3 separate regions of the Mus musculus genome follow, and regions 1 and 3 are each linked to region 2. Evidence: chromatin loops called from intact Hi-C (ENCODE). Cell type or tissue: gastrocnemius. All regions are shown on one strand.

What was found. A loop is a pair of places that touch in the nucleus more often than their neighbours do. Peaks named below come from ENCODE experiments on the same cell type or tissue, not always from the same donor. Only the 100,000 strongest peaks of a DNase experiment are listed, where the experiment ranks them.
Region 1: it touches region 2 in a loop (2.4-fold over the local background); 9 of 42 quality-filtered maps call a loop at or near these places.
Region 3: a loop joins it to region 2, with 8 times the contacts of the local background. A loop is called at or near these places in 28 of 42 quality-filtered maps.

Annotation. Positions count from the first base shown.
Region 1 is chr14:65,261,455-65,269,454 of GRCm38, forward strand. Fzd3 (frizzled class receptor 3) reads right to left here and starts at 1,009. Exons shown (of 7, transcript NM_021458.2): 1 at 878-1,009. Fbxo16 (F-box protein 16) reads left to right here and starts at 5,164. Exons shown (of 8, transcript NM_015795.2): 1 at 5,164-5,329. In gastrocnemius, a CTCF peak has its summit at 4,776 (motif pointing left); DNase peaks (open chromatin) are centred at 754, 1,077, 4,893 and 5,133; H3K4me3 peaks cover 2,522 bases; H3K27ac peaks cover 752 bases.
Region 2 is chr14:65,386,328-65,394,327 of GRCm38, forward strand. It overlaps Zfp395 (zinc finger protein 395), which reads left to right. Exons shown (of 10, transcript NM_199029.2): 3 at 1-232; 4 at 2,463-2,572; 5 at 4,960-5,189; 6 at 5,728-5,828; 7 at 6,593-6,893. Among named protein-coding and RNA genes, the nearest start is that of Zfp395, 32 kb to the left of the region's middle. In gastrocnemius, no CTCF peak of the experiment used is centred here; a DNase peak (open chromatin) is centred at 3,572; H3K4me3 peaks cover 251 bases.
Region 3 is chr14:65,321,534-65,329,533 of GRCm38, forward strand. It overlaps Fbxo16 (F-box protein 16), which reads left to right. Exons shown (of 8, transcript NM_015795.2): 8 at 1-2,440. Among named protein-coding and RNA genes, the nearest start is that of Gm41178, 26 kb to the left of the region's middle. In gastrocnemius, no CTCF peak of the experiment used is centred here; DNase peaks (open chromatin) are centred at 4,854 and 6,621.

The DNA of each region.
Region 1 (8,000 bases), 120 kb before region 2:
TGTGATTCTATCATTGGGCGAAAACCCAGACCTCTCGAGACGTTTTTCAACTTTAAGTCTCTTCTGCCTAATTAATGGCATGTGCTTTTGTTCTTTTTCTACCCACAAGAGGGAAAGAATAGGAAAAGGGAGGAGAAAAGAAAAATGAAAAAGCCCTCTCCTCTTCCCTTGAGGAAGTCCCTACCTCCAAGAGTCCCAAGATGCGAAAAGCCTATGGGATGTTTACAACCTTAACGTTACCCGCATCTCAGTGCCTTTATTCCAGAGGCTAGGAATTCACGCCGCATCCCAGGGCAAATCTGCCGACCCCGAGTCCCCACCGCGGGGGTACCTGGGGAGCGCGCGGCGCTGGGAGCCTCCGACTTTGCAAACTGATGGGCAGCAAGGGACAACTTTTGGGCGCTGGGTGTCAGGGGTCGGCCGGGGGCTGCAGGGAAGCAGCGGCGCCGGAGCTCGGCGCATCGTCCTCCCGCCCACGCCCCCGCGGCGCCGAGCGCAGAAACCGGCTGGGCCCGGCCTCGCTCCCCGCAGGCGACCGGCGCGGGGACCCGCCGCGTCCACACTCGCACAGGTTGCCCGGCGCGGGCGGGACGTACCGGCCCCGCCGCTTTCCCAGGGCATCCTCGCTTAGAGCGGCCGCGGCCCCGAACTCCGCGCCGCCCACTCCGACCCGGCTCCGGCCGGGCCGCTCGCCAGCCGCAGCTCCGCGCCCGCCTCGGCAGCGCCGGCCTCGGGCTTTTGTTCGGCCGCGACGCGAGCAGCGAGCGCCGCCTGACGAGGGGCGGCTGGGCTGGGGCAGGCGCCTCGGCGCTCTCCACACGCAACGCTCCTCTCCCGCCCTCCCGGCCCCGGAGGAAACGTCGGCCGCACGACTCACCTCACCGCCGGCCTCCGGGCTCTCCCGGGCAGCGCCGCTGGCCCCGCAGGCAGCCGCGCGTCCCTCAGGTTCCCCGAGCGGCCGAGGACCGCAGGCGCGCCGAGCCTTCGCGAGCGTCGAGGCGCGCGGCCCGGGGAGGGAGGTGCGCGCGCACGTGCCGCGCATGCGCGCTACGGTCAGCCTCCTATCCAGCTCCTGGCTGTGCAGCGCTGACCGGCTTCGTTGTTCTCAGCCTGGCGTCCTAGGTGATAGTGACGTCTTGAGCGCCGCGCGTCGGTTTGGTGGTTCCCAGCGCTGGAGGCATTCATCCAACATGTGCCCAGTCCTTCTTGCAAAGTCCGCCTGAGCCAAGTTCTCAGTGCGGGTCCAGTGCGGAAGCCAGTGTGCCAACCTCGGACCTCGGGGACTCACGGTGAAGGGTAGTGCCGCGCACAGGTAGCAAGGGACACCCGGTCTGTTGCAACGCTGCACTCTGACCGGCGAAGCAGGTGCACACTTCGCGTCCTCTCCACCGAGACCTTACTATAAACAGACGGAGCTTGTGCTCGCTGGTGACATGCCTCATCTTCCGCTTAGAGGGCTCCCCACTCCCTTTGCTATATGCACGGCTTGAGGAGCTGAAAGATTTCTTTAGAGGTCATCTAAACACAATTTTATTTTTTCCCAACAGGGAGAAGAACTCTCAGAAAGGTTGGATGTCTTACTTAGTCACACAGCATTTTAATGGAAGAGCCTGTATTCAATTAATCGTGATTGCGTTTCTCTTTGTTACAGGGTTTTACCTATCTTTCTTTTTGTCCATCTTCAACTTAGAGTCCATGGCTTCATTTGGTTCTCTTGGTAGCTCACAGGACATACAGCAACGTTGGCCCTGTTGCAAGTGATTGTACTTGACACTACTGACCCTTATGTTTATAAATGGCTACGGTGAGAACATATGGGCTGAAGATACAGTTCTGTTGGTAAAACATTTGCTATACAAGCGGAAGAACCTGAGTTACATCCCCAGAACCCACAAAACAACAACAACAACAAAATAACAACAACAAAATCAGTCCTAATAGCAGGCACTTGTGGTCCCAGTGCTGGGGAGGTGGAGCCAGGGTGGGTCCTGGGGCTAGCTAGTCACTCAGCCTAGCCCATTTGGTGAATCCCCAGGCCAGTGAAAGATTTGTCTCAAAAAACTAGGTGGAGAGCAACTGACTAACACACCTGTAGTTGACCTCTGGCCCATAGGTGTACAGAGAGACAGATAACAAGAGACAGAGTCAGATATAATTTTTAAAAGGTTCTCAGGTAATTTAGTGAATGCTGAAAAGTCTTGTGCTCAGGTCAGTCTCACATCAGAATTGACAGAATTTGATAGGCCAGCGTGATAAACAAAATCTGAAATAGCAATTTCCACTTTCCTTATTGGCACTTGTGCAGCAACATTTTCAGGACAATAATGTTGATTCTTAGGGCCATTCCAGGCAAATCAGCATGCCCCAGGGACCCAGTGGTGTCTCTTGATGAGAGTAAATGAAGAGGCAGGTGGTATATGGGGGTGGAGGAGAAACTTTGTCATAGCTTTATGTAGTGCTAGATCCCCATTACTAAGGCACTGGAAATGTGCTTGCAGGAGCCTTCTTACTCAGTGTACACAGTACGCTATAAAAACAGACACAGGCCACGCCACTGCTCACATCAGCAGATGGGGATGACACAGACACAATTACAAATATATCAACATCGTCAGGTCCCATAAATAAATACAATACTTAGCAGAAAAGGAAACTGCTATATATAAGTGGTAGTACATCTTTAAAAACTGTCAAGAATAAATCACTTGTAAGAGTGAACATATATGCCGGGCAGTGGTGGTGCATGCCTTTAATCCTAGCACTTGGGAGGCAGAGGCAGGTGGATTTCTGAGTTCAAGGCCAGCCTGGTCTACAGAGTGAGTTCCAGGACAGCCAGGGCTACACAGAGAAACCCTGTCTCGAAAAACAAAAACAAACAAACAAACAAAACAAAGAGTGAACATATATATAATGAAACTGTCCAAAAAGGAACAAGAAGGCGGTGCACAAATTGTTTTCTAGACATAGCAAGGACAATGGGATCTGTGTGCGGAAAGGGCTACTACATGCATGTCTGGTAAACACACAGAGAGGGAGAGAGAGGGAAGGAGAGAGAGAGGGAGAGAGAGAAAGAGAGAGAAGAGCACGCATATTGGTGGAAACATCTTTGTGGAGATACAAGTGTTTGTTATAAAATCTCTAAGCTTTTCTTTATGTGTGATATGTTCCACACAGAAGTAATGTCAAAGTATCACAAGACACTGGGCTATGTGTGCATGTTCCTTAGGAACACAGTGGGAATGGGGTGACTCACAAGGAACACAGTGGGAACGGGGTGACTCATTCCCCTTTAGGGGAGCAGTCAGTTGGAGGAACTGTGGGACATGAGGAGACCCAGAAGGTACTGTTAAGAGCAGAGAAGAGGGGATCCTCTATGAGGAATGGAAACATTCAAATCCCATGGGGATAACTCCAGATGCTTTCTAGGTCCCATCTCCCTTTCCTTCCATGTTGTAACCACTAATAGAAAGTCTTTAACAAGGGGGAACTTCACAGAGAGACTCAGCCACCTAGGCATTGTTAAAACTGGTGCCTTTCTGGATGAACCCGTTTTTTGAAACCATAAATGTTAACTGGTAATGCATGGTAATTTAGTATGACATCTTTACCTGCCTCCCCCAGGCCACCCCCTCACATCCCCAAAGGCTTTGTCTATTCATTTACATACAAGCTGGTCATTTGGAAAAACCACTAAGTTGGAATCCAGACAACCTAGGTTCTCGTTTCAGCTTTGCCACTTACTGATCCACTGTTAACTTAGGGAAAGCGCCAACCTCCACGAGATGCACTGTCCCCTTTTCATTTAAATGGTAGATATGCAAATTCTGCCTATTTAAAAAAAATAAATAAATGAAAGGGAAGGCTGGCAAAATGGCTCGTAGGTAAAGGCATTTGGTGGCAAGCCTTATTACATGAGTTCAAGCCCTGGACTTACGTGATGCAGAGACTCGGCTCCTGAAAGTTGTTTTCTGACCTCTACACATGGCAGACACAGGCTAACACTCAGACATAGATACACACATGTAAATAAACCTAAATTTAAAACTATACTATTTTTAAAAATGATGAAACACGTAGGATCTGTAGGACTGCTTAAGTTGGAGGTGTCCGTTGTTTTAGTACGCAAAGGTAGTTTGGGAAGTTGTATTCTTTTTAGGTACTGGGGTTAAGTTTTGGTTTGCTGCTGCTTATCAAAATTGTTTTGCACTGTTTACACAGGCATGGGATTTCCAACTTCTCGGAATTCTTCAGGACTTGTTATCACAGCTACTAGATCCGTTGGTTATTTGCACATTACACTGTTGAGTTTCTCTCATTAGATTTCTCTTATGTTTTAGACAGGGTTTTGGAGTTCTGGCTAGTCTCCAACTCCCTTTGTAGCCAAAACTTTCCTAGGAACCCTGACCCTCTTGCTTCCACCTCCGTAGTGCTAGGATTGCAGGATTGAGCTACCATTCCCGCCTTCAGATTTCTTCCTTCCTTCCTTCTTTCTTTCTTTCTTTCTTTCTTTCTTTCTTTCTTTCTTTCTTTCTTTCTTCCTTCCTTCCTTCCTTTCCTTCCTTCCTTCCTTCCTTCCTTCCTTCCTTCCTTCCTTCCTTCCTTCTCTCTTTCTCTCTTTCTTTTTTCTTTCTTCTTTTTTTTTAATCCTTGAATTCTGTGGTTCTCACTACAAGTTGGGTGCTCAATACATTTAGCTAATTAAATGTGACTGGATCTTAAAACCTAAATACAGTTATTCTTATAAGGGCGTGCCATCTGCTGGTTCCCTGGCGTATCTGTCACTTGGCTTGGGGCAGTTCCCCCACGACCTCCCCTCCCCTCTGCAGGTGCTTTTTTTCCCATCTGACCCGTAGCCAATTGTTATTTCCTCCGTCTGGGCAGTCTTAAAACCTGGCATAATGGAGTTTGCGTTTCGGAGCTCCCGAGTGACCAGAGCAACACAACTGAGCATGCTCGGTCTGTTTTGGAACACAAACGCAGCAAGTCTTGAAGGGAGGTTTTTCAAGGCTGCTGGTTTCAGGATTGGATACAGCTTCCTCCAAGAATTTTATCAAGATGTTACAGCTCCTCCCACTCACCCGACTGCCACACTTTCTCCTTTTATCTCTGTGCCCAATTTTGGAGCCAGCCTTCCTTGGATACCCTGGCCAATCAAGAGTCCACACATTGTTGCCTAAGAGACCCCGGATGCCAGCGACAGGATTTATAGATGGCGATTGGCCTGCTGGAAGCAGTAAGGTGGGGGCTGAAAGGAGTCAAAGAAAGCTGCCCTAGTGCAACGATAGCAACCCCAGAACCAGAGGCTTGAAGAAGGAAGCCAGCTGCTGAGGTGAGCAGTGGGTAGAGCAGGAAAAACACGGAGATTCTGAGAGAGCTCCCCAGCTTCCCAAAAGCTTGCTGGGGCTCCTGGGGATTAAAGTGCGCTGCGGTTTCAATGGCTGCTTCACACCTCTGCAATTAACAACCAACAATTACAGTGCAGGTCAAGCAGTAGCTTTGAGAACCATGCATTACAGTGCTTATTTCGGTTTTAACTATTTGAATATAGGGTGAATTCCTATTTAAACCTACCCGCCCTCTATTTCTGATACTGTGCGAGATCCCCTTTGTCTGGTGATTTTACAGTGTACTGTGGGAGAATTGTGTGTTAGCAGAGAAACTCAATCCTAGTCTTCGTTGTAACCTCCGAATAAAACTCTTGACAACCTTGAGTATTTCCTCTGTGCCAGGGTCAGCATATTCTGAGTTTCAGTGTGCAGTCCCACAAGGTTTAATTCTCAAACTCCCCCTCCCCATGCTCTTCCAGGACATTTTCCCCCTTCCATTGAATAACATTTATTGAGCATCTACTATGTACGGCTGTGATACTGTGACTGGAGTTTAAATGAGCAGTGACAGAATACACGAGCCCCAAAGCATCAGGGCCTCATGCCACTGTCCTTACAGTGGTCAGGCTGTCAGTGGATTTGGACAGAGTACAGGAAAAGGGGGCACTAGGTTGAAATAGTTACATTGAGTTGACCCAGACTTCGAGTTGAGGAATTGGAATTCCAGTCATTAGTGAGATGAGACGGTTTGGCAGCACAGACCCTGCAAGAGGCAGGTGGATCTTTGTTACTTTAAAGCCAACCTGGTCTACATAGCAAGTTCCAGGCCGACCAGGGGTATGAGGCAGACTCTATCTCAAAACAAAAACAAAATCGAGACAGAACAAAACGAAACTTAGGGCTTGGAGTATCGAATACTTGGTAGAATGCTTGTCCAGCATGCATGAAGCCAGAACCCAACTCTGCATAAATCAGGCGTGTGGCGAACACTGCAATCTAGAACTTGAGAGATGCAGGCAAAAGGATCCGAAGTTTAAGGTCATCCATGACTTCAGGAGCAGGTTTGAGGCCTGCCTGGGATAGATCCTTAGGAAAATTATTGTGTAATGGGGATGGTGTGGACAATGGCTCAGAAGATTTAGGTCAGACCGGAAGCATGTGACAACTGGGACCTCTGCTTGGGTGTTGGGCTTTAGCTTGGAGCCATATGTAGGGGGTGAGAACCCTGGGCCTTCTTTCTACAGTTTTATCCCAAGTTACATGAAACACAATGACAGGCAGCCATTAAAAGGAAAGGGAGTCATAAGTACCTGCAACTTGTACCTGTGGACAAGGATGAGACAATCTTTGCTGTCTTGGTAGACAGGATGCAATTATTTATTGTATGTGTTATGTGAAAACTTCTGTGTTTTGAATAGTAGCCAGTAGTTTATTTGTGAACTTGTGTATGCATACAAACTATGTACACTGTTCATCTTCTGGGATTGAGGGAGGAGGGAAGAATCAGAAAAGGAGAATTACAAAAGATAGATAAGACGTCCCCACTGGCATGCCCTCTCCATGACTGTCACCAAGAGTAGTGCCTCCTGGCTAACCCCACCTCCTGGAAACTACCGCTGCTGCTTTGAAGAAAGCCTAATCTAAAGTGGTTTTCAGTCCCAAGGAACCAGGAGGAAGAAAACAGCCTGGGCAGACCCTTAGGGTATCTTTGAGAAAAGCTACTTTAGCTTCATTCAGAAATGGTACCTAGAATACATCAAATGGCTTTCCACACATGCAAGGGAGCTTCTCAGATTAATACAGAGATTTTTTTTTAACCTGGGGGAAGCAGAATTTTAGCTTCATGTGTATTTTCCTAGGAAGAGATGCATAGATTTTTATCCCGGCAGCTTTATGATTTTTAAAGCAGCTACTGTCTTAAAGGAAGAAGAAGGGGGGCGGGGCTGGACACAGTGACAAACTCCAGTAATAACAGCACTGAGAAGATTGAGGTGGTGAGATCTTGAGTTTGAGGGCATCCTGGACTACAGTAAGTCCCTGTCTCAAGATAAAAAACAACAAGCAGTATACAATTTTACCTGAACAGATATGAACTAGGTGGCGTTGCTTTGTATCTGTGGTCTTCCTGCTCACCTGTGTGTGTCTGGCTGCTAGTTAGCCATGCTGCAATAAAAGTATTCCCTGTGCCTTTTGTAACCTACCTAAAAAATGTAGTAACTTAGACATTAGGAGCTGAGAAAGGCCCAAAGGCTAATCTGAGCCCCTTCATACCAGGGCTTCAGTGGCAGAACCATGGGAAGGTGTTGACTATTGAACACTTCTCAACATTGTTCATTTATAGAGTCATCTCAGCCATAGTTCTACTTGTGTGTGCAAACCCATCTTTTAGGGGGGAAGTAGAAACACTGAGGGCAGGCACTCACACTACTGTCCATTGTAAAATATTCCATCATGGTCCCCTAAAGTACAGGTTTTGGGAGTTCTATATCTGACAAGTTCTAAGAAAGATTGAAGGAGATTACTCAGGCCACCTTGGCAAGACTTTTCCTCTCTTTATCTTTTAAGCATCATTTTGGAGATACACATACCTAGGATTTTTTTTTTAAACTGCACAAAGTGGGGATCGAGAGATGGCTCAGAAGTTGGGGTGCTTGTTGTTCTTGTAGAGGACCC
Region 2 (8,000 bases):
TCTGTGTGTGGTATGGAGGTCAGGAGTGCAAGGGCCTGGTGGAGCAGCACAGCTGGGCCGAGGACAAGGTGACCGTCCGGCTGCTGGACCAGAAGTTACAGATTCGCTGTAAAGTGGAAGAGGTGTGGCTGGCGGAGCTGCAGGGTAGCGCATCCCACGTGCCAGCCTTGGAGCCCGGAGCCCAGGTGCCAGCCTACAGACCGGTGTCTAGGAACATCGACGTCCCGAAGAGGTTTGTGGGAGTGGTGAGGGTTAGAGGTCTGGGCTGGGACACGGCGGCGGCGTGGGGGATGTGGGGGATGTGGGGATGTGGGGATGGGGGATGATGGGATAGTGGAGCGAGGTACAGAAGAGGCATCCTTTTAAGGAAGCTTAGATAGCATCCTCTCTTCTCCAGAACTCTCTTAGGGGTGAAGTGTATATGCTTTGCTGAAAGTTTAAACTTCACTCATAATTTTTCAGAAGAAGAGACAGGAACAAATGGCTTGAATCTGGGGCCCGTGCTCATTCTATATAAGGTGGCCTTGTGGCCAAAGCAGACTCTGTCATGACCACTTGTTACCACAGCCACAGACCCAAAAGCCTGTAGGCACAGCCGTGCTCCCATCGATGAAAACTAATCAGGGTCCCCAAACTTTCTCGTAACTCAGTACCATTTGCATGTGTCTTCTGCCATGGTGTAAAATGCTTTTGATTTTTTATTTTGTCCTAAATAGCATTTAAAAAGGTAAAGCCATCCTTTCTTAGCTCAAAATTGCAGGCAAGCAGGCTGTGTCTAGAGCACACTGGGCTGATTCTTCCCTTGGATGCTAGAAACCAGTGGGTGAAGAATGAATATTCTGCTTTAGGTCTTAGGGATATGATGTCGCCTTGGGACTCTAGATCCTGATGTATACCCTGTGGTCTATCTATATTGACCTTTTAAGATTTAAAAAGGAGAATCTGGGGCCAGGAGATGGCTCAGTAGGTCTAAAGAACTTGTGCAAGCCCAACAACTCAAGTTCAATGCCTGAGCCTATGTATGGGTGGAAGGAGGAGCCTACTCCACAGAGCTGTTCTCTGACCTCCACATATGTGCTATGGCATGAGTGCACTAACGCACAGCATGCAATAATAATAATAATAATAATAATAATAATAATAATAATAATAATAATAATAATAAATTTAAGCCAAGAAACTTTGCCAACTGAACTATTTTGCATGTAAGATATATAAACAGCTAAACTCTGTCCCACTTATTTCTGTGGGTATAGGAGCTGTTGGCAGATCAGGGGGCTTAAACCATATTTTTTTATTACATTCATTTATTCATTGTGTTTATGGAGTGTGTATGCATGCTGTGGCGCACACATGGATGCCAGAGGATAACTTTCAGGACTCAGTTCACGTCTACTCTGTGGGTACTATATACTGAACTCAGCTAGTCAGGCTTGGCAGCAAGCACTTCTACCCACTGAGCCACATCACTGGCCCAGCAGACCTAGTGTTTTAAGTCCAGAGGAACAGCATTTCTGATCATGTATCCAGTGGAAGGCCAGCAAAGAGCTTGTTTTGCTATTCTGAGGAGGTGAAAATACAAAGATCATGTAAAGTCATGTTTACTATGTTAATGACTTTGGTCCATCTGTTGCAAACCCAGTTGCACAGTATAGCAGACCTGGTGTATAAAGAATGGGTGAATACAGTCCTTTGAAATAGGCAAGCCACTGGCAGCTTATTACATTCTGATTTTCCCCAGATACTTTACATTTCAGATAGTGCTTATTTTACTTCCAAATCATATAACTGTATGAATTTAGAGGGATAGAAAAGACACGTAAAATTCTATGCAGCCTGTTTAAAGCATGGAGTTTTAACAGCGGGAGATGGTTTCATCTGGTTATTTATTTTATCCTGGTCTGTTTGCTCATTGGCTTATGTAATAGGTTCTGTTGACATTCAGGAGCTAACAGAATGCCGTGTTTATTTTGGCAGAAGGGAGAGAGATCCATTAGTGTAATTGTTTCCTCTTAAATTTGAATATAAGACAGGGGAAGGATGTAATTTCAGTGTTTAGATTCCGGTGGGCATCATTTATTTCCACCTTATCTTCTTGACTCTTCTCTCTCCCCCCAAGTAAACAATGCTCCATTTTAAGCTGCAGGGTTAGAGGGAGCGTTTCGGGGGAGTGGTGCTGATTTAGGTGTCAGCGCAGTTTAAGCAGGGGACCCGCTGCTCATTCTGAGGTAATAGACGCACAGCTGGAGCAGGCGCTCATGGACTGAGTGACTTGAGTCCTGAAAGTTATCCTCTGAGCTTTACCATCCACTGAGCGTGTGCTGCCTGACTGGGTGGGGGGTGGGGTGCATGTCAGTGTAAGGTGATCCCACAAAATGAGCGGATGTGGTAGCTTAATCCGTGGGCTCTGTGGACCAGCCAGGCCTGGGAAGTAAGCGTATGCTCTGCTCATTTGAATCCAGGAAGTCGGATGCGGTGGAGATGGACGAGATGATGGCCGCCATGGTGCTGACGTCTCTGTCTTGCAGTCCCGTTGTGCAGAGTCCTCCTGGGGCTGAGCCCATCTTCTCTGGTGAGCAAGCAGGGCTGAACTGGTTCCTGGTGTGGCAGAGACCCACGACTGATGCTCTCTCACACTGGCTTCTATTTGCCAGTAGGGTTCTGCAGTCTCTTAAGTTTCCTCACCTGAGTAGAAACTTGGTGCTTTGTGACAGTGACTGAACTCAGTGCTAAGTCCAGTTGCCCAGCCACTCAAGCAAGTTCTATGGGAGCCTGGACAAGGCCAACAGAAATATTTACTTAGTTTACAAAAGCAGAACTATGCTCTGTAGTCCCCTGGTGGCGTCCGATGGTCAACATTCACTGCTCAGTGCCCAAATCAGCCTCACGAAATTCTCAGTGTGGGCTTACAGGCCAAATACCTGAGCTGAAGTTCAAATCTGATTGCACTATACAAACCAGTATTATGGGCCAGCGAAATGATTCTGGGTAAAGGTGCTTGCTGCCAAGCCTGCCAACCTGTGTTTGGTTCCTGGGACCTTCATGGTGGAAGAAAAGAACTGATACACTCTCACTCACACACTCACACACTCTCTCACTCACACACTCACACACTCTCTCTCTCTCTCTCTTTCTCTCTCTCTCTCTCTCTCTCTCATACACACACACACACACACACACACACACACACACACACACACACACACAGAGAGAGACAGGGTAATAAAAAGTTCTGAGTTGTATGGCCTCTAATTTATAGATACACAATTCTTTGGGTTATGACCCCCACACACACTACCCATAGTGGGCTTGAAGAAGGTTGGGAGCATCTTAAAGACGGATTGCTGAATAAGGCTTTTGACAAGACTTAAATTTATTTTAATGGAAATTCCTTATCTGCCAGTCTTGAAAGCTACTTCAACGTTTGTAGGACAATGTGGAGTTAGTTCTAATTCATACTGAGAGGGAAGTGGCCTTTACAAATGTCCTTCACAAGTCATCTAATATCGAAAGCAAATTTTAATTATTTCGCCCAGAGACGGTCACTGCACTTGGGGACATCTAGTGGTGAATCCCAGCAGTGCAGCCGACTTTAATGAGCACAAGGAAGATCCTGAGGAGGGACATGCCACATTCTCAAGAAGTTGAGTCAGCAGATTGAGGAAAGTAGCTGAAGGGAAAAAACCAATGTCTGGAGTTCCCTCTTGGGTCCGTGTTCATGAAGCCATGTCCAGTTGATTTGGATGCTTCTTGGGTTCTTCCCTAAACATCTACTGTTTTAAGTGCTGTGTGTAGCTGTGGTAATTTCTCAGTTTTCAGGAAAAGCAAGTGATGAGAGCTTTGAGACTGGGCAGAGCTGTCTGGGGAGGAGGGGACTCCTTACCCAGCATTCTGTCTGGGCAGGTGTCTCCTAGAAGTAAAAAGGGCCTGTCTGGGTTGGAAACATGGGGCCTTGGAGTCGGCCCAGCCTCCAGATCTGTCCTGGTCTCCTAGGGTGTGTCTGTGTCTCTTTAAACCCAGGGTCAGGAGACTCTGTAATCTGGATAGGGAGATGGGGAAGCTGAGGGTATAAGGTTTGCTTTTTCCATCTTTCTTGCTATTTCCATGTATTAGACTTTCAGATTATGTTATCAATTGGCTTGGCATGAGCTTTGAAGACAAGATACAAGAGGGTCTAGAATAAGCCTGCAGTCAGCCCTACAGACCCCGTCAATCTACAAAGTAAAAACCTAGACTTGGGGTTCCACTCATTACTGGAATGCTTGCCTAGTATGAGCAAGGCCTCAGGTTCCATCCTCAGCATTACAAAAGCCAAATAACGCAGTAGAACGAAAATCAAGGAAAATGAAGCATGAAAATCCCCCTTGTTATTTGCATTCTTCCTTCTTAGACATCTGAGTTTGAGGGGCAGGTGGCTGTTGTGTGACAGGTGAGACAGGGCCTCCTGCCACCTGGAGATCACCTGGCTGTGTGGTCCGAGAGTTCAGAGCAGTTTCCTTCCACTCACAGAGGTTGATGCGCTTGTCCGAGGAGGAGTGATAGAAAGGCATTTTCAGGAAACTCACCAAGAAGATGTCCCTGTGTGGCTGTCACCGAGTGGACATTCTCAACCAGGCCAGAACCAGGAAAAGTTCCTCTTTTTAGCGTGTACAGCATGAACTAGGTTTTAGTTGTATTCTTTTCACTAATCCTCAATGAGCCGTAGTGGCAGTGTGCATCTGTGTGGGTCAATGACGATGCATATGGCCGTGCCAGAAAATACCCCAGCAGGCAGAGCGGTTGAAGCACCAAAAGTTGCCATAGTGTCTGCACCTGCCCCCATCTTGTAGCTCAGGAAGCGTATCTGTAATAACTGAAATTCTAATAATATTTTAATTTTATTATTCACTTACGCGTTTTTTTCCTTTGGTCCCGGAGATAAGCCTGAGTGTTCCTTGACCTCCCTCTCTGTCTGGACAGTTTCCCGTGCAGCCTGCGGTGACCTGTGGAAGGAGAGCGGTGATGTTTCAGACAGCGGCAGCAGCGGGCACTGGAGCGGGAGCAGTGGCAGCTCTACCCCCTCGCCGCCCCATCCGCAGGCCAGCCCCAAGTACCTGGGGGATGCCTTTGGGTCTCCCCAAACTGATCATGGCTTTGAGACTGATCCTGACCCTTTCCTGTTAGACGAACCAGCCCCACGAAAGAGGAGGGTAGGTGACTGGGGAGCATGTGTGTACGTGAGGACAGCCATGCCTAGAGGAACAGGCGCCCCGAAGGTCCTGGGTATCTCAAGTTTTCCTTAGCTGCACTTGTGAGGTTCCCAGACACAGGCGGCTGGTTCCTCTTTGTTTTTTGGGTGTGTGAGTTTGTGGATGTGCATGCACATGGAGACACCTCACCCCATCTTACTTGTTGAGAAAGGCTCTCTTGTTGGCCTGGAGCTCACCAAATAGTCTAGGCATGGTTGGTGACCAGTGAGCCAGGGATCTACTTGCCTCCGCCATGCCTCTTGGTATTACAAGTGTGTGCCACTGTGCTTGCCTTGTTTGTTTGTTTGTTTTTAAAATGTGGCCAGCCACCAGGTCACTTCTAAATTCTCTTGTGCCTGTTTCTATGCTCTCTGGGAGACCCTTCCCTTGAATTTTTTTCCTTTGGGTCTGGCTGAAATCCTCATCAGGCAATGAGTGAAGCTGGGGAGAGGATTCATATATACCAGTTGCTAAGGCTTTTTTTTTTTACCCCCCCTAGAACTCCGTGAAGGTGATGTACAAGTGCCTGTGGCCCAGCTGTGGCAAAGTTCTCCGTTCAATTGTGGGCATCAAACGACACGTCAAAGCCCTCCACCTGGGGTAGGTACAGAGCTCAGTGCCTGTCGATTCCACCCTGCTAACACCATGGGACTTACAGCCCAGAATGCTTCTAGTGAAATGGCTTTGCTCTAGGTGCTTCTCCGAGCCTCGCCCTGACCACTGTCAGGATGATGTCTTTGCTGGCCAGGGAGATTCTTTGTACCTTGGTCACTGTTGACGCTGTTGCCAGAGAGTGAGCTCTGTGTGTCTTTCTGTGCGACTTGTGGCTGTATCTTTTTACCTGGTGTAGGAAGCAAGATGTTTCAGTTCTGGGTGGAAATAGAACCGTTTGGTCTAATTGCCAGTGACATCCTGTGGCTTGAGCATGGTGGCCAAGTTTTACTTCTGTGGCTGCATGGGGGAGTTAGGGTGTATCAGCTGTAGTGCTAACATAGGGCTCTCATCTCTGAGCAGAGCCCTCTGGGCAGCAGCTCTGGCATGAAGTGCCTCACAGGCCTTGAGAGCATGCTTTAGATGGTGCCCTAAGAGGGCCTGTGCCAGGGCTGGGTCTGTGTTCACACATTTGTGATGTTGTGTGAGCTCTTGTGCAGGGAAGAACAGCTCCTGTGGCTGGATGGGCGTGTTCTGATCCCTGATAGCATCCTCTGAGAGCAGTGGTCCTGGATGTTCTCTTGGGAACCCCCCACCCCCCCTAACTTCATGGTTGGACACATGCAGTCAGTTCCTCTGTGTAACTTTCTTTCCTCTGGCTTCGAACCAAGGCAGCGTGCCCTCAGTGACGGCCACATGTCTGTTCCACACAGGGACACTGTTGACTCTGATCAGTTCAAGCGGGAGGAAGACTTTTACTACACAGAGATGCAGATGAAAGAGGAATCTGCTCAGGCTGTGGCTGCTCCCCCTGCCCCTGGGACACCTATGGGCGAGCCAGCGTCCACCTCCAGGGTGACCAGCCCGTCCCTTGCTGCTCTTTCATTGCCTCCAGCCAAGGTCCAGTCATCTGGCCCAGAACACCCTGGCCTGGAGTCTTCTCTGCCCTCAGTTGCACTCAGCAAGTCAGCTCCTGGCTCTTTCTGGCACATTCAGGCTGACCATGCATATCAGGTATGGGACGTTACATGTGTGGGGGCTTAGCTTGGGATCTCAGTGGTCACTGGCTGTTAGAGGGCAGGCCTCTGAGCACCTTGATGAAAGACTGAGTCTTTTGGCCAAGTCGCTAACCTTACTTCCACAGAGAAGGAAAAGGAAAGACTAGGGATATAGGCCAGTTGATAAATGCTTGCTTAATGTGCACAGGGCTTTGGGTTGATCCTCAGCATACCCCCACAGTCCCAGCACTTAGGGTGGAGATAGGAGGAATAAAAGTTCAGGGTCACCCTCACCTACATAGGGAGTTTAAAGCCAGCTCAGACTACATGTAAACCCTTTGTCAATGACAATAACGAACAGGACGAAAAGGAAGAAAAAGGAATCCTTGGTGACACTTGGTAGAGATGAGAAGTCTAACCATGTTAGCTGTGTGGCTGTGATCTGAGAGCTGTCACTTTGAAGGCTGACTCATACAGAGCTTTCCAGGCAACGCCTTAGCTCTGAGGTGTTACACTGAATGGTCCCACTTTGAGTACCTACTAGGTGTCAGCATTGGATTATGTAACTCCTTCAGTTAGACTAGGACATGGGCCCTGCTCTCTCAAACTTTGTGGTGGAGCTAGGGTTAGCAATGTGGACTAATTATAAGTTCTCAAAGTGCCATTTCCTCAGGACACGGGAAGACACGATGTAGGCCCAAGGAAGACCACTCCATTATGCTTATGGACCTGGGAAAATTGTCATGGCCAGGAGGGCAGTGTCATTTAAAATGAACCTGATCCTGAATGCTAAGTTCACATGTCCATGGGCTGGTTTATAACTCTTTCTGTACATACAATTTGGCTTTTGCAGACTTGACAAGCTTGCAAATTGGTAAATAAAAAGTAATGTTTCCATGCGGATGTGCCTGCGCATGCTTGTAATACTGGTTGTACCTGGGTCAAGGTCAGCTCAGGCTATATAGTAAAGCCAGCCTTTACCCCTAAAACCAGTGCTACTTTCAATGAGAAAAATTTTATAAAACAAGCAGGCTCTCCCCATTAGATTTATTGGCCACTTAGCGTCTGGCTACGGCTCAGCCTTTGCTGGCCCTGTGGCATCTGGTTAATGTGGCAGGTATTG
Region 3 (8,000 bases), 65 kb before region 2:
ATCTCAGGAAAAGAGAATGAACAGCAGAAATGGTGACAAACGCAGACTCTTGGAAATATGGCAATAGACATCTTGGGTTTGATGGGGGGATGTCTAATGTCCTCGTTGGTAGTACTAGGAAAATCAGGCCTGGGAAGGGAATGACACCCCCAGGCTCCTTCAGAAGTTGGTAAAGGAGATGCTTAGGGCGTTAGCTATAGCACAGATCGAGTGGTTTCTGCAATAGAAGTGCATTAGCTCACAGTCTGAATACTGGAAGTCTGAGGTGATGTGTCAGCAAGTGACACCAAGGTCTCGAGGTCTCTCTCCATTGGCCATCTTCCTGTCTTTACATGAGTCTCCTCTTCTAAGTCAAATGCAGGCCCTTTATAAGATATCGAAGTTAGGAGTTCAGCGTGTAGCTTTACAAGAGACATGGTTCAGCCAGAAACACATGCTATGGGGCAGGATTAAGAAAATCAAGATAGGATGCTGAAGCCCCTGGACCTGGCAGCAGTGAGAAACTTTATCATCCTTTGTGCCAAAGAGATGAAGGGAGCAGGGAGAGTGGAGGTCTTGGGTCCAGCTTCTGCGGCGGCCTTCAGAGAGAGGCTGGCAGACATGGTGTGTTGGAGGTGGCAGAGGAATGTGGGGAGGGAAGTAGTGATACCCAACTCTTCTTCTCTCTTACACTCTCCCACACTCCTGGCGTCACCCATCTGGAACTAGAAGAAAAGATACTAGTGATTCTGTCCTTAGCTGCCAGCCTCCTGAGGCAAGAGAGCAGAACTGGCAAGGCTGAGCAGTAAGTCTAGGCAGAACCATGGAAAATAACCAGCATCATGGAGGGAAAGAGTACAGGGCTGGTACCAGGGAGATGCCTCAGCCAAAGAAAGCATCCTGTGTAGGCCTGATGAGTTCCGTTCTCAGAAACCATGGTGGAAGGAGAGAACTTAACTCCTGAAAGGTGACCTCTGGCCGCCGCATGCACCAACTTCCCACTCCAGCAATAATAGAGCACATGTCTAAAGGAGTGACAATGGGCATGTAAGCAATTTAAAAGAGCTTTGGAGTAGCTGGAAAACAGAACAAAATCACTTAGTGTAGCGGGAGTAGATTAATCTACTCTTATCTCCCCTGTGGTGGAACACATGCTCCTTGCTACCCACCCCAATGCTCTGGATTCTAGGAATGAAAGACACACACACAGAGCCTTATATTTAATATGCCTTAATCTGCTCAGTGGCTGGGCCACATCAGTCCTCCATGTCGCTAACACACTCTTCCCTCCCATTCTCCTGATTTATTACTTACCAAAACCTGTATTCCATCCTGGCCACCCTGGATCCAGGCCTGCAGCTCTCCTGGGCCATGATCCATGACTCTTACATGTTGGTAGTCTACCTGTCTCTCTGTCCTACACTTCTCAGGCCTGGTCCTTCTCCTTCCCCAACATGTCACATTCCCCCCCTGCCCCCTCCCCTTTCCCTGGAGTCCTGTCTCTGTCTCCCTGCCCAACCATTGGCCACTGGCATCTTTATTTAGCAATCAAAGCCAACTGGGGGTAGGGACCCTCAGCATTTACATGCAGACATGCGGGTTCTGTGATTCTGGAAACCCAAATAACATAATGCAAGCATGAAAACCAAATCCACAACAACTCAGTACAGACGTGAATGTTCATGTAACAGGCTCCCAGACCTTAACACAACTCATGAATGTTAGAGGCACCATTTTGATCTTAAAACCCAACACACAGGCCCCAGTACCTGCCAACATGGAAACAAAGACCTAACACATCCAGCACCTAGGCGCAGTTCCAGGAAAGTCCGTGCACGTACTCACCTTGCTTTTCGGCTTCTGTCTTTCTGCTCCTTGCTAAGTCGACTGTGACAACCAGGATGTGGTTTTGGTACATAACTTGGGGTCGCATGGTTATGGCAAGTTCCCTGTGCAGGCACTGGCCAGCCATAATACCTTTCTTTTTTTGTCTTTCTAAGTGTCCTTGTGGTGGTCTCTGATGGGCTTACTTCAAAACATTTCTTTCTACAATCAACCATCTACCCATATACCCATCTCAGTTCCCCAGAAACTGCTGTTCTGCGATGTAGTTACCTAAGTAAAGTAGAATAATGGAAAAGCAGTGTTTGCTGTTATTGTCTGAATATGAAGGAACCCACGAGAGGCTGATGCATTGAAAGCTTGGTCTCTAGGTGACAAATCCAATCACTGTGGGATGATTACACCATGAGGGTTCTGACGTCATCAGTACATTAATTCATTATAGAGTTACACCAAGTAAGATTTTAGGAGGTGAGGCTGGTTGGAGGGAGTAGGTCCCAGAGTTCGTCCTCTGAAGAGTCTGTCTTATTCTTGGCCCCTTCCTATCTAACGCTCCACCCCGTTTGCAACAAAGTGAGCTCTGGTTTCTTCTGTGGCCAAATAAATCCTTCCTCAGCAAGCTGTCTATTGTAGGTATGTTGCGCAGTAAGGAAAAGGATGGCAAACACGGCTGTCCATTGTGATACCAAACAGTCTACACACACACACACACACACACACACACACACACACACAAAGAGTTTTGACAGTGGCCCAGACTGGTGGTACAGAAGAAAGTGGTGTGTGTCCAGATGATAGGTAGGGACAAAACACAATCTAGTAATAATCACTTCATTTGTCCCACATAGCGTTGCACTAAAGCATCCTTCCGCGCTGAGATCTTGTGTCTTTCCCATGGGAAGGGTGTTCTCTTCCCAGAGCCTGTGTCCTCATGGACACTTCCATTTCTTTAGTTGGCCAGACAGTTGTTCCATTTGAAACAAAGGGAACACAGGCTCTGGAGGGTAATACACCAGGAACCATGGGCAGATGGAGAACCTGGACAGTCTGCAAATGGACGACCCTTGATCATGTCATAAGTAGTTACACTCGAGGAGGGACACGGCTGGCACTGTGGTGTGAGCCATCCATTAGGGCTCTGTGAAGGCTGCAGGCAGAGCCTTTGTTCCCTTCTTGAAGCCTAGGGTTCTGAAGTCTGGTGGGGCCTGAGTCACCTTTGAAGTTCTAGTCATAAGAGGTTCATAGTGTCACTTCTGTTTCTTTAGTCAACTGGACAGTTGTTCAATTTGAAACAAAGGCAACACAGACGCTGCAGGGTTGCAAGGTTCTGGAAGGACACCCACAGACACCAAAATGGACTTTGTTTGTGCGAATACATATTGTTTTTCATACACTTTCCCCACCAGCCTCCCATTTATTTCTGTTGATCTACTTGTATTTGAGAGGGTTGCAAGTACCCCAGGCTGACCTTGACCTTAGTATGTATCTGAAGATGATCTTAAACTGTCTCCACCTCTTGATGTTGAAATTACTGGTGTGTATAAGACTACCACACTCAATGTATGAGACACTGGGAAACAAACCCCAGGCATTGTGGGTACTGGATAGGCACTCTAGCAACATTGTAATATGCCTAGCCCCTCCCAGTTATTCATTTTTATTTCTTTTGGTGCTGGGGATTGAACTCAAGGTCTATGTACAAGCTGCACAGGGGAGCTATGACCCCACCCTTTCCCACAGACTTTAAATCATTTCTAGGTGACTTGCAATTCCTAAAACAATGTGAGTAGTTGTTAAACTGTGTCTTTTGTACTATGACAAGATGGGACAGTACTGACAGTACATGGCAGGCCTGGCTGCTGCGTGGTGGATGTATATCAGCAATATTGTGATAACTTTTCCTAGCTCTGTGTGTGTGTGTGTGTGTGTCTGTGTGTGTCTGTGTGTGTCTGTGTGTGTCTGTGTGTGTCTGTGTGTGTCTGTGTGTGTGTGTGTTAGAGCCCAAGAACACAGAACCTGCAGATACAGAGGACCTAACTGGTTGGTTGTGAGAAATAAACCTTTTCTTGCTTTTAAGGAACCTGAGAAGCTGAGGAGAGGAGAGGGCAGCTGTTGCAACACATGGGCTTGAACAGGGTACCTCGAGCAGAGCTGAAAGAGAGGACTGACGAAGCAGTCTGGGAGGAGCTACAGATGGGGATGGCTGTTCCAGCAGAAAGCCTAGGATGAGTCCATGAAGGTGGTGTGGGATGTACAAGGGGGAGAGAGAGAGAAACGACCCAGTGAAATAGCCAGAGACCCGGGGAGAAGCCAGAGAGTCAGTTATCCTGGTGTGCCCAGGACTGACTTGGCTTCAGGGGCTTGGGTCGCTAGCTCCGTGCAAGCAAGTGCAAGGCCCTGGATATAATCCTCAGCAAGGCCAAAGCCGAGGGGAGGAGAAGGGTAAGAAGAAAAGGGGGAGCTGGGCGTGGTGGCACACGCCTTTAGTCCCAGCACTTGGGAGGCAGAGGCAGGCAGATTTCTGAGTTCGAGGCCAGCCTGGTCTACAGAATGAGTTCCAGGACAGCCAGGGCTACACAGAGAAACCCTGTCTCAAAAAACCAAAAAAAAAAAAAAAGAAAGAAAGAAAGAAAAGAGAAGAGAAGAGAAAAGAAAAGAAAAGAAAAGAAAAGAAAAGAAAAGAAAAGAAAAGAAAGGGAAAGAAAGGGAAAGGAAAGGAAAGGAAAGGAAAGAAAAGAAAAGAAAAGAAAAGGGGGAGGAAGGAGAGGGATGGAGGGTGATAGAAAGACGGAGCGAGCATAAGGAGGAGATGGAGGAAAGGGGGGAGGGGAAGATGAGGAAGAAGAGAGGAAGGGAAAGAGGAAAGAGGAAAGAAGAGAAGGCTGAAAACAAGGAGCATCTCCAGGAAGCCCCTCAGTCGCCATGAGTTGTTCTGGAGACTTGGATGGCCCACGAGAGCTGATGGTTTCTATAGAAACCCGTCTGAGCTGCCATGAGGTTGGGGAGAGAGCCGGAAAGTCAGTCAAGAGCCCGAACAGGAATCTGAGCCCTGCCAGGAAGTCAAGGCTTCGCCCTAGGTACTGAACAGTTGATCCGGGACTGTGAGATAGGAAAGCGATCTGAGGAGACTTGCATTTAGAGGGCTCTGGTGCCTGGGTAACTGGAAAGAGGGGATGTGCAAAGAACCGCCCATCACAGAGTCTCCAGAGAGGTGGAGCGAGACCGGGGAGCTAGAAGGATATAGACTCAAAGCGACAGCAGGACTTGGAGATACAGAGAAGGTTGGCGAGAGAGACTCTCGGGTGCCTGGCATCAGCACTTGGAAAACAATGGGGAAGTAATGAGGGTGGTTCAGAAAGGCCTTCCCACACCACCCTGCCCTGGAATGCAAACAAACCGTTCCTTCCCCTGCAGCTGCTGTTGGTTTGACGGTGATCTTGCTGGGTGTGCAAGTGTATTGGACGTCCCAGGGACAAGGGGAGGGGGTGAGAACTGCGGGGTAGTCAGGAGGCTCCTCTGGAGGGTGAGGAGGAGGAGAGAGAGAGAGAGGCTGTGTTAAACTGTAGGTTTCAGAAGCCCTTGCCTACTCTGGTTTGGTTTCCACAAGACCCTTAGTGGGGGGGGGGGGGGGAGAAAGGAAGGAGGGGCAGAGGGAGGACCTGGCACCTTTATCTTACCGTTGCGGAATTTAGGATGGAGTAGCAAGCCCAAGCAATGACTGTCTAACAGCAGGCCTGGGTCATGACTGAGAGTTTGACTCCAAAGAACACCTCTTCCCACCTCACAGTTGCTCCATAGCCACTCTTCCTGAGTGGACACGGCCTCCTCATTCAGTATTTGGCCTGGAAATCCTCCCATTTCTCCCCACAGCCTAGAGGGCAGAGAAGGTGGCAGGGAGTGGGAAGGATTAGATCTGGTGTTCCCATGGGCTTTCAGAGAGCGGCTGAAGACTGCTGTCAAGAACTGGAATTAGCTGGGCATAGTGGCATACACCTTTAGTCCCAGCATGAGATCTCTACCAGCCTGGCCTACATAGTGAATTCTAGGACAGTCAGAGTTACTTAGTGAGACCGTCTCAAAACAAACAAATAAATAAATAAATTTCGGATTATCAGATAATTTCTTCCTTTTCTTTTTTATATTTTAAATTTTTTCTTTTTTTCTTTTTTCTCTTTTCTAATTCTTTTGTTGTTGTTGGGTTTTGTGTTTTTTGGTTTTTTTTGGTTTGTTTTGTTTTTGTTTTTGTTTTTTTTTTGTTTTTCGAGACAGGGTTTCTCTGTATAGCACTGGCTGTCCTGGAACTCACTTTGTAGACCAGGCTGGCCTCGAACTCAGAAATTCGCCTGTCTCTGCCTCCCAAGTGTTGGGATTAAAGGTGTGCGCCACCACGCTATGCCCAGAATCTCTTAAAGAGACATAAAAAAAAAAAAAAAAGATGAAACTGGAGCCTTCAGATAAAGCCCAGTGTCGTCTCAAATGTTTAAACCACACACGTTTCCATTCCCACGTGAATTTTGATGTCTGTCCTTTCCAGTTTTGATTCTTCTGTTTGTGGTCTTCCTCCCATTTCTCTCTGTCCATCTTCAGTTGTAGTCATAAATCTCAACTACCCACCCTCTAGGATGGAATTCTTCACAGGATCCCAGATTCTCCACATGTTTCCATATTTCTTTTATTAAGCAGGCACATGACTGGTGTTTGACAGTAATGCTGTCATCAGAATGTTAAGAAATTCGCATTTCTCAGCTGGCTTCGTTAGTCCCGGGCTCCAGCAGAGAATGGACGCTAGAGGGCGCTACTTCCCCTCTTTTCTAAGTCTAGACAGCAGCTCCCGTCCTGATCTCCTGGGTCTTCCAAAGTTTGTCACTCATTTGCTTTGAGCACGGTTCACCAGCTTTTTCAGAGTTCTGGGTGTACGTGTACACCTTCGAGAAACGCTCATTAATTCACTTCAAGTCTTTTGTTTCACTTAAATTACTTTTTTAGTGCTAGGATTTTTTTTTAAAGTTTAATTAATTTATGTATATGAGTGCTCCATCTTCAATCACACCAGAAGAAGACATAGGATCCCATTACAGATGGTTGTGAGCCACCATATGGTTGCTGGGAATTGAACTCAAGACCTCTGGAAGAGCAGTCAGTGCTCTTAACCACTGAGCCATCTCTCCAGCCCAGCATTTATATTTTTAATAAGTCCAGCATGGTCTATATAAAGAGTTCCAGACCAGCAAGGGCTACATAGTAAGCCTGTATCCCAGCAAACGCAAACAACCCCCTGCCATCAGCAAACACGAACAGGGATTGAATAACTCTGAAGTCAGGGGGAGTGGAGGTAGGGATGAGTTGGTGAAGCCCTGGATACTTGGTTCTGGTGTTCATTTGGCATGTGTTTCCTGTAATTCGTTCCTGATGAGATTTCGATATGTTTCATTTCATCTTTAAAAAGAAACAAACAAAAAAGCAGGAATACTTTTCAAGAAGGAAACTGACCATATAATTGACATGAATTACAAAAATCACAACTGCTAACACATGCCCAGAAGGAAACCAAGCCTCATCTGCTATCACCAAATATTTACTATTGATGTGCTGTTGGCTCATCTGTGTTATAGTCCAAGAATGCTAGCAGATCCCAGGGTGGACGCTCACTACTGGGGGAAAAACAAGAAGGGGGAGGGTCATTTTCAAACCCAGCAAGTTTGATCCTCTAACTTTTCCTTTTTCTGGGAAATGAGGACACAATTTGTAATCATTTGATATGAGGACAGACCGCCTCGATCACAGATTAAGTCCGGGCATGGACCACGGGAAGTTAAGGTCCCCAAAGGATGAGCGAGAGCTTTTAAACAGATGACTCTGGTAACTGGATACAGGACAGGTTGATGGTGGGTGCTGAGAACACTAACTAGGAGATCACAGTGGTGAATAGCTGTAATCTGAGCTGGAAATGCAGTAATCAGACCTTGTATCTACACAACGTGTACACTTTCCTTTTATAGACCCTCCTACAAGCAATTATATGAGCTAGGCTGAATCCCTTTTTTAAAAGTTTAGAGGTTTAATTAGAAAAGTGGATATATACCCAGACACTATTGCACAATGCCAGAAAGATTTTGCTGAAGGGACCCTGTTATAGCTGTCTTGTATGAGGCTATGCCAATGCCTGGCAAATACAGAAG